Linked DNA regions of Homo sapiens: region 1 is linked to region 2. Evidence: read pairs that join two places in POLR2A ChIA-PET (ENCODE). Cell type or tissue: MCF 10A. All regions are shown on one strand. Each heading gives the region's core, and the rest is flanking DNA. Links, peaks and the distances in the headings are about the cores only.

Region 1 (4,398 bases), core at 228-4,227, 62 kb after region 2:
GATTATTAAGGTTAAAAAATGGTTTGTTTGCTTACCTTTGCTGATGAAACAATTTGCTTGGCTTGGCGTCTTGATAAATGATCAATTGTCCTTACGAGCACTTCAGGATTTGCATTAGCTAAGTGCATTAGACTTTTGTAACCTGCACTGTATAACTGTTTTGCTCGACCCTGAAAAGTGTTACAAAAATCAGTAGGATAATAGTTTGGGATTAGAAAAAAGAAAATTAAGCACTTTACTGAAAAGAACAAAAACTGCATGTAAGAGACTGGGATAAAATAAAGTAAATATGAAGAGACAAGACATGAGAATACTGAGGAATTTTTAAAAATGCATTTGGGTGGTTCCAAACTGACTACAAGGTAACTATAGTTCTATGCAGCTTGAGTCAACTGATGTGTGCTGCAATCAAGAAAAGAAACCCACTTAGGTTGGTGGCATCATCTCATATCCTCAAGTAAAATGTTCTAGTCCAGTATCTTTCTTTCTTTCTTCTTTTTCTTTTCTTTTCTTTTTTTTTTTTTTGAGAAAGAGTCTTGCTCTGTTGCCCAGGCTGGAGTGCAATGGTGCGATCTTGGCTTATGGCAACCTGCACCACTCACGTTCACAAAATTTTCTTGCCTCAGCCTCCCAAGTAGCTGGGATTACAGGCGCACGACACCATACTTGGCTAATTTTTGTATTTTTAGTAAAGATGGGGTTTCACCATGTGGGCCAGGTTGGTTTTGAACTCCTGACCTCAATTGATCCACCCACCTTGGCCTCCCAAAGTGCTGTGATTGCAGCATGAGCCACATCATCAGGCCAAGTCCAATATCTTTCAGTGTTCTCACCATCTACTCAGGGGACCACTGGTGTCTCTCTCTGTGTGTGTGCGTGTGTCCTAAGCAGAACTCCTCTGACTCAAGAACTGAATAACAGAGAATAAACTGAAGTTGAGGGTTGGCTGAAAATAGAAAGCTGGAAAACCAGTTGCGAACCCTTTCTTCTTACTCTCTTAGAAAAAATACAAATGACCCTTTCTGCCACTGAATCACCATTATCTTAAACAAGCACTGAGTCCAAACTGACAGAAGGTAATTCTTCAAAGGAGTGGAGGAAGGAAGAAGTGTTAAGGACAACCGGTAGCACAACATACTTGGAGACAGTCACTCCCACCCTTCCTGTTATGTTTTTTTTTTCACAACTGAGATTTTTCATCAGGTATGCCATCTAGTAACAGCGGATTTCTGGAAGGCCATAACAGCTATTTGTTTTAAATAAAAGATTCCCATGACAAATGAGCAATTAAGGCTCTTGCTATCACTTCCTCTGTATTAAGACTTCAGAAAATAATAAAACCTGGCTTCTGTATTAATTCAACATAATTTCAATTGGGAAACCAACAAGCTACTGACCTCTAAAACTCCAGTAACTTCCATGAGAGGGATTAATTCTGCCTTTACACAGTAAGTCAGCTTCTTGGTAAGTTCTACCAAAAGGGCTCTGTAAACCCAAAACTCCTCAAGCTCCTGTAGAACACAAAGAAATATATAAAATTTAAATTTTGTAAGTTATTTCAAAGTTTGGTTTGTGTGATAGGGGGCTCAGAGAGAATGTTCCTTACATAAGTTCTGGAACTTGAGTTAAGCCAGAGATGAAAGATGATTCTAAGCAAAACAGATGTGAAGAAACATGGGGAGGACCCTGAGGAATTTGAGGAACTGGTTTTAGGATGAGGAAAAGATTGAAAATTGAAAAATAAGTCAATAAAAAGAGTTCTGGTCATTTTAATCAAAATACCTGGAAGAAAATGCATAGTTTTTCTTTCCCAAGTGACTAAAAACAATTCCTACATCTGGAATTTATCTGGAAGATGAATATTAAATATGGAAATATTCAAATGTAACATGATGTTCAATGCAACAATACAATAATAAAAATACTGGAAGCCATGAGTCAATAACTGTTAAAGCTAGAAGGGTAAATGGGAATTCAATATAATATTTTGTCATAGATATTTGCAATATTCTATTATAGTAGTTTATTTTATTTTAAAGTTCCCTTTCTAGCCTTTGGATATCACTGTGAATGTACATGATGAATGGAACAGCATTAGCTAGCCATCTTGTGACTACTAAGAAAGAAATCAACGTAATGAAGATGGCAGAGTAAAAAGAAGAAAACCTTGAACAGAACTATTGAATCAATCAATCCTGAAGCTGCCTTAGTTCTGGCATGCCTGTTATATAAAATAATTATTTTTTCTTATTGTTTAAACCTTGATGGGTTTTTCTGTAACTTGTAGTTAAAAGCATCTTAACTAACACAATTAATGTACCATTTCATACCATTTATAACTTTTTAAAATAAAAAATACCTTAAAACAAGCTTGTCCAACCTGTGGCCCACAGGCCACATGCGGCCCAGGATGGCTTTGAATGTCACCCAAAACAAATTGGTAAACTTTCTTACAACACCATGAGATTTTTTTTTTTTTTTTTTTCTAGCTCATAAGCTATTGTTAGTGTATTTTATGTGTGGCTCAAGACGATTCTTCTTCCAATGTGGCCCAGGGAAGCCAAAAGATTGAACACCCCTGCCTTGAAATATTGAAAGTAGACCAGGTGTGGTGGCTCATGCCTGTAATCCCAGCACTCTGGGAGGCCAAGGTGGGAGGACTGCTTGAGTCCAGGAGTTTGAGGCCAGCCTGGGCAACACAGCAAGATCCCTGCCTCTATTGATAATAATTTGAAAAATTATATACATGTAATATATATCATATAATTATATATTTATATTATATGTAATTATATAATTATGATATATATAAATGAAGTAAATTAATTAGAGTACAAATTGTCAGCTAGATTTTTCTTAGGATTAGTCATCAAATTATTGCTGTTTTTCTTGATGCTTCATAGAGTTTTTTACTTAAACAATTCTATAAGGCTCAAGTCCTCATAGTCGCAATGAAAACAAAGGGAAAAAATATTAGGGAAAGCATCTTTAAATATACAAAACAACAAATATAGAAGACTTAAGAAAATACATTTTAAAGGCTAGCTTCTTCTTATTACCCATAATTTTTGTCTTCTGTTTAACTAGCATGTGCTCAGGGGGTATAAACCAACATTTAAAAATCAGCACAAGTAAAAGATATTTAGAAAGCTAAATTTGTTAAAATAATTATCATTCAATTGAAAGCCAAGTATTTTTGAATTATTTACTCCTTTCATTAGCACATATGATAGAATTAATTGCCATATACATATACAGAATATGAAGGTTTAAGAAAGGGAAAATGAAGTAAATTTTAAATTTAGAAAACAATTCATGGGAAAAAAGTTTTAGAAAATTGACTTGGAAACAAATATGGAAAGGATTATTATGCCACCCAATAAGAAGAAATCTAAATGCAGCAAAAATGGCTTATATTATAAACACATAAAAAAAGTATCTGGATGTAAAAGCCTGGTAAGCTTTATTGTGCTATTTAAAGGAATTCTGAAAGCTTATTTTAATAAAGTCTTAAATCCATCACAAATGCATATGACCAGTATAAGGTTTCCTTCTTAAATTGTTCTATAAAATACACATTTGATGTAAAAGCTTTAAATAGCTGCCTGACACTGGAAGCAAATATACTAAATTACAGTGGCAATCAAGAGAATATGGGCCAGGCGTGGCGGCTCATGCCTGTAATCCCAGCACTTTGGAAGGGCAACCTGGAGGATCGCTTCAGCCTGAAGTTCAAGACCAGGCTGGGCATCATAGTGAGACCCCCCACCCCCGCCCACCCTTTGCACAAAAAAAATTTAAAAAATTGGTTGGGCGCTGTGGCTCATGCCTGTAATCCCAACACTTTGCGAAGCCCAGGCAGGTGGATCACTTGAGGTCCGGAGTTCGAGATCAGCCTGGCCAATATGGTGAAACCCTATCTCTACTAAAAATACATAAGTTAACTGGGAGTGGTGTTGTGTGACTATAATCCCAGCTACTCTAGAGGTTGAGGCAGGAGAATTGCATGAACTCGGGAGGCGGGGGTTGCAGTTAGCTAAGATTGCGCCACTGTACTCCAGCCTGAGACTCCATCTCAAAAAAACAAAAAAAATTAGCCAGGTGTGGTGGCACATGTCTGTGATCCCAGCTACTCAGGAGGCTGAGGCAGAAGGACTGCCTGAGCTCTGGAGGTCAAAGCTGCAGTGAGCCTGGATTACACCACTACACTCCAGCCTGGGCGTCAGAGTGAGACCCAAGTAGCTGGGACCACAGGCGTGTGCCACCACGCCTGGCTAATTTTTCTTATTTTTTGTAGAGATGGAGTTTTCCCACATTGCTCAAGCAGCTGATCTCGAACTCCTGGGCTCAAGTGATCCACCTGCCTCAGCCTCCCAAAGTGCTAGGATTACAGGCGGG
Region 2 (4,398 bases), core at 229-4,228:
GAAAAAAAAAAAAATAGCTGGTCGTGATGGCATGTGATTGTAGTCCCAGCTACTTGTGAGGCTGAGGTGGGAGGATCACTTGAGCCCAGGGGGTTGAGGCTGCAGTGAGCCACTGCACTCCAGATTGGGTGACAGAATGGGACCCTATCTCAAAAAAGGGTGAAAAAAAGGAACCAAAGTGGGGTTCACTTGCCTGGAGCAGTGAAACCAGATATCCACACTGAGGTTTTACAGCAGTAGAAAGGAAGATGTGGGCCAGGTGTGGTAGCTCATGCCTGTAATCCTAGCACTTTGGGAGGCTGAGGTGGGAGGATCGCTTGAGGCCAGGCATTTGAGACCACCCTGGACAACATAGCAAGACCTCTATCTCTATATTAAAAAAATAAATTTTAAAAAAGTAAGGAAGACATTTATTTTCAGGGAGGATCAGGCAGCTAATGCTTAAATCCTGACCTCCTGGATGGCTTGAAAGTAAGGGTTTTTCAAGGCAGGGGTAAATTTCAGGAAAGCAGAAGTTATAGGCAAAATTGTAACTCAATACGTGAAGGTAACACACTGGTTTTGCCTTAAAAGGGTGGGATATCTTGAAGGGTGGATGGGGCTTAGAGGTCAGAGGTAGATTCAAAGATTTTCTGATTTGCAATTGGTTAAGGAAGGGAAGTTTTTCGGGGGGCGGGGTGGGAGTGGTGGACGGAGTCTCACTGTATCGCCCAGGCTGGAGTGCAGTGGCACGATCTGGGCTCACTGCAGCCTCCACCTCCTGGGTTGAAGCAATTATCCTGCCTCAGCCTCCTGAGTAGCTGAGATTACAGGTGTGCGCCACCACACCCGGCTAATTTTTGTATTTTTTGGTAGAGATGGGGTTTTGCCATGTTGACCAGGCTGGTCTCTAACTCCTGAGCTCAGGCAATCCGCCCTCCTCGGCCTCCCAAAGTGCTGGAATTACAGGAGTGAGCCACCGTGCCTGGCCAGAAGGGAAGCTTTATTTAAAAATTTGGGATCAGCAGAAAAGAATGTTAGCTCTGGCTTATGGGTGCAACTCCCTCCAGACCCCTCAGGAAGAAATTTAGAACAAAGAACGGTGCTCAGAGTTCAGTCTTCAGTTCCTGCTTATCTGAGGTCGATGTGTCAGTGGATCCATTTGGTGGAGATCCAGGTTTCTGAAAAACAACTCAGGGATATATATTAAGATGTTATATTTAGGGCCAGGCCCAGCACTTTGGGAGGCGGAGGCAGGTGGATTGCCTGAGCTCAGGAGTTCAAGACCAGCCTGGGCAACATGGCAAAACCCCATCTCTACTAAAAATGCAAAAACTAGTCAGGCCTGGTGGTGCACACGTGTAATCCCAGCTACTTGGGAGGCTGAGGCAGGAGAATCGCTTGAACCTGGGAAGCGGAGATTGCAGTGAGCTGAGATCGTGCCACTGCACTCCAGCCTGGGCAACAGCGTGAGACCCTGTCTCAAAAAAAAAAAAAAAAAAAAAAAAAAAAAAAGAAGAAACAAAAAAGAAAGTTGTTATCTTTAGTTTCTCTAGAGGAACCAAGCATCTGACTCTAACTTCCTCGTCTATTGTTTTAGGCTACTGTTACCTTCTGCTTGTCAGGTTGCTTATTTACTTCTCAGGGCTAGCTAAGTGCCTGGAATTTCATTTGAAGGAACTCAGAATTTTCCTTTATTTCCATGTTTGGAGGCTCACAGGCTACTAAGAGAGGGTTCTTGCTCCATCTGACCGTAATCATAATCTCAGCGCTTTGGGAGGTTGAGGTGGGAGGATTGCTTGAGCCTAGGAGTTCAAGGTTAGAGTGAGCTATGATTGCACCACTGCACTCCAGCCTGGGTGATAGAGTGAGACCCTATCTCTAAGCAAAGAAAAAAAATAAAGACTTCAACATTCGTATTATGAACTAGAGTTCGACATTTGTTTATGGTTCTTTTTGCTTTTAGGTAAAATTTACCTACAATAAAATATACAAATCTTGAGTGTAACATTGGATGAGTTTTGACAAATTCATAAATCCAAATGTCTATCACTCCAGAAAGTCCCTTTAAGCCCTTTCCCAGTAAATCCCCGCCCCCATACCCAGAGGCAAGCACTGTTCTGACTTTGTCCATCATAAATTAGTTTAGCTTGCTCTAGAACTTGAAGAGGAAGAAGAATTACAGGTTACACACTCTTTGTGTTAAGTTCTTTTTACTCAGCACAGTGTTTTTTGAAATTAGTTCAGGCTATTGAATGTATCTGAGTTTATTCATTTTTTTCTAAGTAGTTTCCATTGCGTGAATATATCATAGCTTGTTTATCTATTTTCCTATTGATGGGCATGTGAGGTTGTTGACAAGTTTTGGTATTATGAATAAAGCTGCTAAGAACATTCTTATCTCACTCTTTTTGTAGAGCTATGTTTTCATTTCTCAAGGGTAAATAACTAGGAGTGGAACTTCTGAGTCATAGGATTGGTATGAAACTGCCAAAAGTTTTTCCAAAGTGGTTGTATCATTTTACACTCCCATGAACAATGTATGAGAGCTCTCGTGGTTCCATTAGACCAACACTTCATGTTGCCAGTTTTTAAAATTTTAGCCATTCTGGTGGGTGTATAATCCACCTCATCGTGGTTTTCTTTTTCATTTCTATGATGACTAATAATGTTCTTTATGTGCTTATTTGCCATTTGAATAGGTTCCTTTATGAAATGACTGTTGAATTTTTTGCTAATTGGATAACATTTTAACATATATAAGGGTTGTATACCCTTCAAGATAGCAAAAATTTAAAAAGAATTCAGAATTCTGTGAATTCAGATACATAAATATCTACAGAGCCAAAGAAATGCAAAGTGCATTGGCACAATGGGCCAGTCTAAGTGGGGTGTCAGAGTTCTGTAAGTTGCTTTACGAAATCCCAGCACTTTGGGAGGCTGAGGCGGGTGGATCGCGAGGTCAGGAGGTCGAGACCATCCTAGCTAACATGGTGAAACCCCATCTCTACTAAAAATACAAAAAAATAGCTGGGCATGGTGGCGGGTGCCTGTAATCCCAGCTACTTGGGAGGCTGAGGCAGAAGAATGGCGTGAACCTGGGAGGTGGAGCTTGCAGTGAGCCGAGATTGCACCACTACACTCCAGGCTGGGTGACAGAGCTAGACTCTGTCTCAAAAAAAAAAAAAAAAAAAAAATAATAATAATTAGGTCATGATAGGATTCACACTCAGGGATGTGGGCTAAGTGACCAGGGCCACATTATGACTCTCATGGGCTCTGGGCACTTTTGCCTTTGTGGGAAAATGAATTAGAAATTATATTTTAGCACTGCATTGGTATACAGATAAACATAATCCAAATGGATTCAATGTTATATGTGCATTATTATTTTATTAATTTTTGTCCTGATTTAAAAAGAAATAAAAATTAGAACACATTTGTGGGCATCTGTAAGTATTGTAGGCTCTAGACACTATGCCCTTCTGCCTAATTCTGAGTAAGTCAGCCCTGTAAGTGACCATGCCCCTTTTAAGGTATGGCATGAAAAACTATAGAAATTACAAAAGGGACTTCAACCTAGGTCAGGCTTGTGAGGAAAGCCATCCTGGAGGTCTGCAGTCCAGGCCTAATGTCCTAGCTAAAACCTCTGGTTGTTCTGCAAGAATGTGGAATGACATAATCTTTTCCTTGGTGAGTAAGCATCTTTCAACCTCAGAGAGGATTAAGTATAGGAATGTTTACCAGAAATTTCACCTATACTTGAATATTTTGGGGTTAAAGAAACTGTACATGTTTGATATGGAAACATTTAAGAGAATTTGGCCGATTAGAGTAATACTTTAGCTTTGTAATTCTTAAGTGTGTAATTGAGCAATTGATTTAGCTCATGATTTTAAGTTGAAATATTATTGGTTTAATTTATTAGATATTAACTTACCTAAGAAAATGGGAAAGTTTTGTTTAAGCAGTACTTGAAAGGAAAATCAAATATGTTAAATGTATAAATATAGTTGGAAATATTTAAGGAAATTTACTCAATTAAATTAACCTTTGTTCTTTAAAGTAAGTGTTGAAATTGTCTAGATTTATAAGGAGTATTACATGTTTTTAAAACCGTGACTTCTGACTGAATGCAGTGGCTCATGCCTATAATCCTAGCACTTTGGGAGCCAAGGTGGGAGGACTGCTTGAGCCCAGGGGTCCAAGACCAGCCTAGGCAACATAGGAAAACTCCATATTTACAAAAAAAATGAAAAAAAATAAGTAATTAGTTGGGCGTGGTGGTGCACGCCTGTGGTCCCAGCTACTTGGGAGGCTGAGGTGGGAGAATCACTTGGGTCCCTGAAGTCAAGACTGCAGTAATCTATGATCATGCCACTGCACTCCAGCCTGGGCAGCAGAGTGAGACCCCCATCT

The links. ChIA-PET counts read pairs that join two places held together with the same protein. Peaks named below come from ENCODE experiments on the same cell type or tissue, not always from the same donor. Only the 100,000 strongest peaks of a DNase experiment are listed, where the experiment ranks them.
Region 1: POLR2A ChIA-PET joins it to region 2 with 7 read pairs; 6 of 35 experiments call an interaction of 5 or more read pairs at or near these places.

What each region holds. Positions count from the first base shown.
Region 1 is chr4:83,416,696-83,421,093 of GRCh38, forward strand. It overlaps HELQ (helicase, POLQ like), which reads right to left. Exons shown (of 18, transcript NM_133636.5): 16 at 1,398-1,511; 17 at 36-170. Among named protein-coding and RNA genes, the nearest start is that of HELQ, 37 kb to the right of the region's middle. In MCF 10A, for the core only: no CTCF peak of the experiment used is centred there; no DNase peak of the experiment used is centred there.
Region 2 is chr4:83,354,966-83,359,363 of GRCh38, forward strand. No RefSeq gene overlaps it. Among named protein-coding and RNA genes, the nearest start is that of HPSE, 22 kb to the left of the region's middle. In MCF 10A, for the core only: no CTCF peak of the experiment used is centred there; DNase peaks (open chromatin) are centred at 2,486 and 3,646.